Regions from separate parts of the Homo sapiens genome. Here region 1 is linked to region 2. A link is a contact called in ENCODE Hi-C or POLR2A ChIA-PET data. All regions are on one chromosome and are shown on one strand. The core of a region is the stretch at or near the end of the contact, and the rest is flanking DNA. Distances in the headings are between cores, read along the strand shown.

What was found. A loop is a pair of places that touch in the nucleus more often than their neighbours do. ChIA-PET counts read pairs that join two places held with the same protein, here RNA polymerase II (POLR2A). Pooled maps may share reads with other maps.
Region 1: a loop to region 2 is called in a map of mammary epithelial cell, with 2.1 times the contacts of the local background. The contact joins the promoter of TARID here to the enhancer-like site in region 2. A Hi-C loop is called at or near these places in 6 of 168 maps with a recorded cell type or tissue (DLD1, IMR-90, lower leg skin and 3 more) and 3 of 50 pooled maps. POLR2A ChIA-PET finds 5 or more read pairs at or near these places in 2 of 52 experiments (Caco-2 and OCI-LY7).

Annotation. Positions count from the first base shown.
Region 1 is chr6:133,887,096-133,891,928 of GRCh38, reverse strand. TARID (TCF21 antisense RNA inducing promoter demethylation) reads left to right here and starts at 2,923. Exons shown (of 9, transcript NR_109982.1): 1 at 2,923-3,325. TCF21 (transcription factor 21) reads right to left here and starts at 2,816. Exons shown (of 2, transcript NM_003206.4): 1 at 2,082-2,816; 2 at 1-216. The coding sequence starts at 2,531. The coding sequence ends at 127. RefSeq lists enhancers at 339-1,103, 2,355-3,268.
Region 2 is chr6:133,834,955-133,839,550 of GRCh38, reverse strand. All of the region lies in intron 2 of TARID (TCF21 antisense RNA inducing promoter demethylation), which reads left to right. It overlaps LINC01312 (long intergenic non-protein coding RNA 1312), which reads right to left. Exons shown (of 3, transcript NR_027030.1): 2 at 1,827-1,958. Among named protein-coding and RNA genes, the nearest start is that of LINC01312, 16 kb to the right of the region's middle. RefSeq lists a silencer at 1,537-1,586. Within about 2 kb of position 1,595, at least 5 of the 41 ENCODE cell types and tissues checked have a DNase peak (open chromatin) inside an H3K27ac peak, as active enhancers do; they include mammary epithelial cell, where a contact is called at or near this core.

The DNA.
Region 1 (4,833 bases), core at 1,674-4,173, 51 kb before region 2:
GGGGTGGGACAGAGAGAGGAGCATTGCGAGGGGGAAGCAGAGACAGAGAGCACTGAGGGCAGGGGTCGCCTTCCCGGGGCCCGCTCCCCCCGGGAGCGCGCCTTTCCCAGACTCGCACCTCCAAGGTCAGGACGCGGTGGTTCCACATAAGCGGCTCGCGGTCACCACTTCTTTCAGGTCACTCTCGGGTTTCCCGGCCACCATAAAGGGCCACGTCTGCGGGAAAGAAGAGGGTGGAGGAGGTAAGTGGCCGTGGCGGAGGGGGTGGGGTGGACTCGGGGCCTGAGATGAAAGGAAGGGGGGCGGTGGGGGCAGGCGGTGCTCTGGAGAGACCGGTTATCTCTGCAATTTACTCCCGGTCCTAGCGCACCCTGCGGCTGCATAAAGCAAATAGCTGCTTTGGCGCCAAGTCACAGCTCGAGGTGGTGGTGGTGCTGGTGGTGGTCTTTTAGAATGAGAGCCAAAAGGGCTTATACTGGGTTCCTTGTGAGACTCAATGCAGGAAGCCCCGGGCAAGCCGAGAGTGGGAGAGTGGGTGGTGCTGTGGCACTGCCTGGAGGCAGACGCTTTGGCAGTCTGAGCCGGGAAGCCCAGAACGACCTTGTGCCTACTGGGCACCGAGTTCGGGGCGAAGCGCCCTCCTGGCCTCCTTCTGAGGCGGTGGTCGGGTTTCAGGGCCCTGTCGCTTTCATCGCCTTTCATCACCATCTATTTCCCTAGTCCGACTTTCGTTTCTTCCATCGCAAACACCGGCTTTGACTACAGCTTCTAGATTAATCACCACCTCTTAAGGAAAAAAAAATGCTATACTACATTGACTTTTAATTTAAGATCGTCTTCATGCTGGACTGAGAAAGTATGCTTTCTCTTCCTTTCTCCGGGCTGTTTTATAATAAAGCTCATTTAAGTTTCTTATTCAAAGATGAAGAGAGTAGCAGTTGTAAATATTCGAGGCAACACTTTCATTTTAGGTGGAGATTTTAAAAAGCTATTTACTCATTGGGGGGGAAAAACCCCAAACTTTCAATTGGAGAGAAAACATTTTTCATGGTAAAATGTGGGTTTGCATCTTCTTCTCCAGCAATTCCAGAAACCAATTCGGTGAGAAGACAATTCAGACCCCTCTCACTACTGCTCTAGTGCTAGCTGATAAGACTTGCCTTTTAAAAGGAAAAATCTCTCATTCTTATCATATACAAACAGAGATCCTAGTAAGTTGTTGTTATTGTTTTTCTTTAGATCTTAGAAGTTTTAAAATAAAATCAAATGAAAAAAATTAAGATATATTTCTTAAACAGTAAAATACATTTGAGAAAAAAGTAGACTCAATGATTATCAGTTTTTTGTGTTAAAAAATTAGGCTCAATGGGCATTACTTTTTAAGATAAAAGGTAACATTTCTTAAATCTTGGGTGAGAGTGACCTATTTTAGTATTTATTACACTCATACTAGTGAGGATTTACTGATTTTGCTGATCATTACTAGAACTTCTGGGATTTAAAAATATTAATCCACTTATAGGAGAAGCACAGAATATTTAAGCGGTTAAGGGCTTACGTGGACAATTTGGGGGGCATAGATGTGTCCTTATCCAATGGTCCTAAATATGCTTGTGAAAGAAACGGAGTTGGGTGTTTTTATTTACAAGGAAAGGAAAATCAAGTTCCACTCTCTGCTAAAAGAAGAAAAAAGGATTAACAAAATGCCTGTCCGCTCGCAGCGTCTTGTCAGTGTTCTCAGTTCCGCAGCAGCCACTGCACCCCAGGGAGGATGGCGATGGAGCGGGAGCGGGGGATCCCTCCTCTGTGCCAGCTCAACACACTTGCAAACTTTTAATTGGGCTGCCACGTCAAACCCTCGCATAAATCACTCCCGCTCCGGGGGCTGGTAGGGCAGAGAGCGAGGGCCGTGTCTAGACCGCCCGCCTCCGGTCCCTGGAGGCTCTAGGCCCGCGGTGGTCGAGATGTGTAAGTCACCGCCGCGCCCACACCCCCACTCCCAGCCCCGCGCGCACTCGCGCCCACCGCAGGCGGGAGTGCGGGCGCGCCTGGACTGCAGCTGCAGCCCCGGGAGCACTCACCAGGTTGACCGGGTGAATGTACCCGTTCTCGTATTTGTCGTTAGCCAGGATCTGCCTCAAGTGGGCGATGTAGCTGGACGCCAGCCTGAGCGTGTCCAGCTTGGAGAGCTTGGTGTCGGGGGGCACCCAGGGCAGGGTGGTCTTGAGTCTGGAGAAGGCCTTGCTCAGCACTCGCATGCGGGCCCGCTCTCGCGCGTTGGCGGCGTTGCGCTGGACCTGCTTCCCCTCCTGGCTGACCCCGCTCAGGGGGCTCTTCTTGGTGGGCGCCTTCCTCCTCTTGCCCAGGCCGCCGCGGCCCTTCTGGGGAGACCCATTCTCGCAGTTGGAGCTCTCCTCGGTGCTCTCGTTGGAAGTCACAAATTCCTTGTTCGAATCCATTTTCAACCCGTCACATTCCAACATCTCCACCTCTTGAAGGTCCTCCACATCGCTGAGGGAGCCGGTGGACATGTTTGGGGGAGTGGACGAGGGAGAGAGAGAGAGAGAGACAGAGAGACAGAGAAAGCGAGGAAGAGGGTGAGAGAGAGACAGAGAGACCCTGAAACCAAGAGGCCTCCCGAGTGTGGCGCAGCCACCTCCTGCTGGGAGCTGGAGTTGGGGTCTGGTTGGGTCTCACAACCCTTTCCCCTTCGCAGAGTTGTGAGAAGGAACCCCGAGGACTTCTGCAGCAGAGGAACCGGCTCTCTGTTTCCCCACTCCCAGAGTCGTGGCCGTAGAGGAGGGTGAGCGAGCGCTGAGGAATTTGGTGGACACTAGGAATTTATCTGGGGAATAGAGGGGCGGATCCTTGCAGCCCAGGGAGGGGCCTGCCAGGCCCCAGCAAAGCGCTTAGACCCCTTTCACAACCGGAGGGAAACTCAATGCACAGACCCTGATTTGCAACTTGTAATGTAAATCAACTCAACTGCATCATGTACTTACCAGCCACCTTCTCCCAACTGTGGCCGGGGCCGAGAAGCAGCATGTTCTGTCCATCTGTAAAAGGCCTTCTTTCTCTCTTAAGACGTCACAACTGGTTGTTACTGAGAACTTTAGAAAAACGACTAGATCGTTTGGCTCTTTCTGGGCCTTCCACCTACACTCCATGCCCTCTCTCCTCCCAAGAAAACACGAATTAAAATACAGGGAGTATCAACCGCATCCTGCCAACACCTCATAAGACTCCAAGGCTTTACCGAGATCTTCCACCTTCCCCGGGATAAATGAAGACAAGTGCTTCCTAGAATCTTTATGGTGATGGAAAAGTAAGTATAAAACATTTCACCTACACCTGGTCATTTTCAAGACATCAAAGGACTGCCTACGTGTACACAAACATACTTGATTTGCACACTCAAACCCAACCACACACAGCTTAGTGGGAGTGGGTAGGGAATGAGAGGGCAGTATGAGTGTGTGGAAAACATTATGTTAGTTGATCATCTTTTCCTAATAAATGGAAACTTTCCCCTCGGTTTTTTTTTCTTTTCTAGAAATGCATTTAATATTGCCTTGAGAGTCTTTGTTGCTCTCAGACATCACCTTGCCTGGCACTTTTTGTGATGCACCGTCCCTTTCAATGCTGCTGTCTTTGTCTTCTTCCAGCCTGTTAGGTGCCAGTGTTCCTCACATGAAGCTGACATTACACAACACAAAGCAAGACTATCCTTTTGAGAAAGGTTCTTTTCCATCTTTAACCCCAGCTCGAACCACCTTTCCTAGAGAATAAGAAAGTCTCCTGGGAAGTAGGTAGAAAAAGCACAGGGAAACAGAACCTAGGGATTGGATGAAATTGGTGCAATGAAACCAGGGAGACTGAAGGCATAAATCTCTCTTACAATTTCTTTGCCAGGTTTTCTTCCCTTGCAGGTAGGCATTGAAGTTGAGGGGCTGGAGCAAAATGTAAGAGTGGTTTCTGAGTGGTTGGCTTAGGGTCTGAAGGCTTCTCCTACATTAAGATATCATATCTCTAATCCTAGGCTCAGCTGGGAATTCACTAACCTCTAACGTTTTGTTTTGCTAGCAGGGTCTTGTTTGCTTTCCCCCTATGCTGTAAACTAAACAGGTTGTCAGCAAATCAGTCTTTATTAATGAATTAGCGACCCCTCTTCCATAATATCTTCGCTGAGGATCCAAAATTTGTTAATCACCAGTGTAGAGATTTATGAGCTCTCTTATTTTCTGTTGTTTGTGCAGGTGGAGATTTAAATGACCACATCCACCCTAAGATTTATTGTGAGAATGATTGATGTTATAAACCAGGAAAAGGACTCTTCCCACAGCAGGGATGACAGAAATATCAAGTTGAAGTTGCCTTTGTCTTCACATACGAATGACCCAGTACTACAACACAGAAAGTATAATAATTTAATCTGAGGTTCAAGACAGCAGTGAGAGAACACCCAGCAGGCCTGTTAAAAATTTCTTCACTAATTCCTCAACTAGTTTCCTTTGATTTGCTCTCCCTTTTCTCAGTCTTGGTAAAACATGAAAGTTAAAGTTATTTTTAGACTAAAGAGCTATGTGAAAATGGGCATTGGCCAATACTTTGTGAAATGTGTGTGTGTGTGTGTGTGTGTGTGTGTAGCTACTAAGATATCTGCAAAATAACTACAAATAATTAATTTGGGCTCTGGAATGTGATAATTATTATAAATCCAAACTATGGCCTTACTGCATACATTAAGCTGTGATTTTTCTTGTTGGAGCCATTTTTTTTTCTTTTTGGCTCTGGGTCTCTGTTACACCTTAGTTAATGGACTGCTCAGGCTGT
Region 2 (4,596 bases), core at 346-2,845:
ATTTGTCCCCTGCACTTCTAATTATAAGGTCAAATTCAAATAAAAGTAAGAACACAAAAATGAGAACCCTCATCCAAATTTCGACGTACATTATTATTTATCAATCATCAATAGACTCTGTGCCAAGCACTGGGCTGGGTGCTGTACCTTTTGAGGATGCAAACGTAGAGTAAAAGCAGCCCTGTCCTCACGGTGCTCTGGACACTGTGCGGGGGAAGACATACAACCAGCGACATCGTAATATGGGCCATCAGTACTCTAATAACGCTGACAGGAGTGATGCTTCGGAAATACTTTTCAGTTCGTGTTTCCTTATTGGCTAGCTACGCTTTCTCTCCCCGTTCCTTGCCGATCTTAAACAATCCAAGAAAGGGGCAGACCAAAGCTACTTAGGAGACAAGAGCGGTCTTGGTGAGATTGCAGCAAGAAGGGCAAGGTTGGTGGGCGTGGTGGTGGGTGCCTGTAATCCCAGCTACTCTGGAGGCTGATGCAGGAGAATCGCTTGAACCCGGGAATCGGAGGTTGCAGTGAGCCAAGATGGCGCCACTGCACTCCAGCCTGGGCGACAGAGCGAGACTCCGTCTGAAAAACAAAAACAAAAACAAAAGCAAAAACAAAACAAAAAGGTCGGACGCGGTGGCTTACGCCTGTAATCCCAGCACTTTGGGAGGTTGAGGCAGGTGGATCACCTGAGGTCAGGAGTTCGAGACCAGCCTGACCAACCTGGTGAAACCCCGTCCATACTAAAAATACAAAAATTAGGCGGGCATGGTGGCGCATGCCTGTAATTCAAGCTACTAGGGAGGCTGAGGCAGGAGAATAGCTTGAACCCAGAAGGCGGAGGATGCAGTGAGCCGATATCGCGCCACTGAACTTCAGCCTGGGCAACAAGAGCGAAATCCTGTCTCAAAACAAAACAAAACAAAACCTGCACTAGAATAAGTGCTAGTTCTTTTTTTCTTTAAAGACGGACAAGATGAAATGTTTTAATTCTCATTTTACCTAATAATAAAGGATGTACCGTTAAAATCAAGTAGGAATTTATCCTTGTCTTATTGTCATTTTTTAAAAATTTTGCTATTCTGCACAGGACCAGTTTCTCTAGAATGTTCCCTTGCTGACTTTTCCTCTGGTAGTATCAGTTACACTGAAAATCAGTTGTATTCTTTTGCTTTATTTCACTGGGCACCATCAAACTAACAAAAGAGGAGAGTAACAGAGTAGGAGAAGATGGAGGATGCAAGGGAATAGGACACCTGTGTCCTAACCTCCTCTCGGGTATATATCCCGGGTTGGGGAACTCTTTCCACAAGCCCGGAGAGAACTGGTAACAAGAGGGCGGGGCGAGTGCGAGTTTCGATCCAGATAGGGCCTCCAGGTGGAGCGCCTGGGATCTCAACGGCACCTGGCCCCCGGGCGGGCGGATTCAGCCCCCGGGGAGCAGGCGCGGGAGTGAGGAGCCCCGATTGATTCTGCATGGGATGGGCCACGGCTCAGGGGGCCAGAGGCGGCGCCAAGGCAGGGGGCGCGGATCCAGCACAGCTCCTTCCCGGCCCAAACCGAATAAAACTCCCAGCAGCCCACAGTGAGACCCAGTGGAAAAGGCGCCCTCTGCTGGAGAGGCGCAGACGGGCGGAGCTGGAAGAGACAAAACCCAAAACACCTGAACATTTATTTCAGCAACTAGAATACTTCAAGTAGGAGGCGGGGGAAGCCGTGCCTTGTCAAGTTAAAGCGGACAACTTGTTCCTTCTCAGCACACCTCACTCCCAACTACCCTGCAGGATGGAGGTGTATCAGGAAAAACAGTGCTCCGGATCCCTTACCTGAGATCTAAAGACGCCACATTTTCTTCACAAGTGTTCTTAAGTCAACTGGGAGGACAAAGATTGCGTGAGTGCTTGGCTTATATGGTTTCATTTCTGTTTTCCAGTTGTCATTGTAGGCATGATCAATCTCTGCAAAAACAAAAAGAATAGGTTTAGGAGTAAAATATCCCTGAAATTAAGATTTCTAACCGTTCCCCTTCTAAGTGTATTTTAAAAGGGCACAACCAATTTCTTGATGTTTTGGATTTATTATTATTATTATTATTATTATTATTATTATTATTAAAGACAGGGTCTCATTCTGTCGCCCATGCTGAAGTACAATGGTCCGATCATAGCTCACTGCAGGCTTGAACTCCTGGACTCAAGCGATCCTTCAGCCTCAGCCTCTCAAAATGCTGGGATTACAAGCGTTAACAATTTCTCCCGGCTGCATTTTATTATTCTAATTGCGCAGCTTTGTCTAGTAAAGGATGGAGGACTAAAGGGAATAGGACACCTGTGTTCTAACCGCCTCCTTTTGGGTAGAGATCCCGGGTCGGGGGCCTATTCCACCTGACGGAACAGAGAGGTGCGGCTGCGCGTTTCGGTCCGGAAGAGGCCTTATATCAATGGTAGTTCTCCCTGCCTTTATATACCTCTTCTGTTAAGTTTGATAGTGCCCAGTAAAATAAAGTAAGAGTACGACTGATTTTCGGTATAACTGATACTACTAGAGGAAAAGTCAGCAAGGGAACATTCTAGAGAAACTGGTCTGTGCAGAATAGCACAATTTTTAAAAAAGTGACAATAAGACAAGGATAATTTCCTACTTGATTTTAATGGTACATCTTTTCTTTATTATTAGGTAAAATGAGAATTAAAACATCGCATTTTGTCTGTCTTTAAAGAAAAGAAAGAACTAGGACTTATTCTAGTGCAGGTTTTTTTCTTTCTTTTTTTTTTTTTTTTGACGGAGTCTTGCTCTGTCGCCCAGGCTGGAGTACAGTGGTGCAATCTCGTCCCACTGCAACCTCCACCTCCCGGGTTCAAGCGATTCTCCTGTCTCAGCCTCCCGAGTGGCTGGGATTACAGGCATCCGCCACCACACCCACCTAACTTTTGTATTTTTAGTAGAGATGGGTTTCGCCATGTTAGCCAGGCTGGTCTAGAACTCCTGACCTCAGGTGACCCACCTGCCTTGGCCTCCTAAAGTGTTGGGATTACAGGCCTGAGCCACTGTACTCAGCCTTTAGTGCAGGTTTCTACATTAATCTTCCTCTCCTTTGTTCTCGTGAGCTGACTATCAAGACCAGATTAGGATATGTGGTTGTTTCCTAAGAGACTTAAGCTTGGGGGACATGTGTTTGTTTTGGGAGTATGTCAGTATGTCTGTGTGTGTGAGTATGGTGGGCAAGGGAAAGAAAGATGAGATCCTCCCTCTCAGTTTAAGGTAGTCTAGGTCTCAGGAAAGAAATGAGGTATGAGCTGCATAACATTTGGGTAATGAAGCAGGTCTTCGAAGAACCAGTAGGGCTTCGAAGAACCAGTAGGCCTCCAATGTCCCCATCCATGGCCATACACGTGGAATCAGTGAAATGGATGAGAGTAGGTTCCCGGTCAGGATCATGTACAGGGAGTTGAGAATTCACTTTTCTTTCTTTCAGAAGACCAATTTTAATTTTTCCACCCAACAGGGGTCAGCAACACACAGAAACTTGTCTTAACTAACTCTTTCCTCTTCTTTAAAATATTATCTATATATAGATAATTTCCCCTTCTTTAAAAATTATCTATAAAATTCTCTCTCTATATATATCAGTAATTTTTAAAGGGGAAGATATATACATAAAGATATATATGTTTAATATATAGATAATTATGTATATCTCTGTTTTATTTTATATATATGATAAAACAGAAAGAGAGAGACAGTGTGTGTTTACTCTTTTACCCAAGTACATATGCCTTTCTAGTGCTTTGCAGAGTACTTTGAATAAGAAGGTTCAGAGACATCTGAAAATTATCTGTGAACTTTTGCTATTCTGATTCTTTTAAGGTGGTATATTATAAAATTTTTAAAGGTACAAAATTACTTTAAAACAGCCAGTGGGTTAGTAGTTGGTAATGCTAGTAACTGATAGTAGATGACATGTAAGTGCTCACTATGCCACTATGCTGGACAACACAAGCAAATACCGCACATACATTATAGAACTTGATTCTCACCAGCCTGATAATATCAGCGTGTGTCAGGCTTTCTAGGTGGTATCCACTGCGCTAAACACCTCAGTATGCACTATTTGATTTATTTTTTCTTAACCTTACAAAAGAGGAACTACTATCAATTCCACCTTAAAAATGAGAACACTTTTGATTACCTCTGTAAAAAAGAAAAAAAAAAGGAAAAAATGAGAAAATCAAAGCTTAGGAAGGTTAAACAATTAGCTTAAAGTCACACTGGTAGTAAGTGGTGGCACTGGGATTTGAGCAGGCAGGCTAGTCTTCGCCACTCTTGTTATTATACATTCTACACTCTTACAGAGGAGTTAGTTGAGATTCTTTAGAGGTAAATCCAATCATGTTACTCTTATTCAGTATCCTTTAGTGAGTTCCCATTTCTATCAAAGTAAAATCCACACTCTTTATTATCATGTACAAGGCCCTCTGAGTTCTAGCTCCCTGTTACTCTGACATCAACTGCTGCTGCTTTCTTGTTCTCTGCCAGCCATAGCTGTCTCTTTGCCCAACAAGCCAGGCAACACTCTTCTGTCTCAGGGCTTTTGCA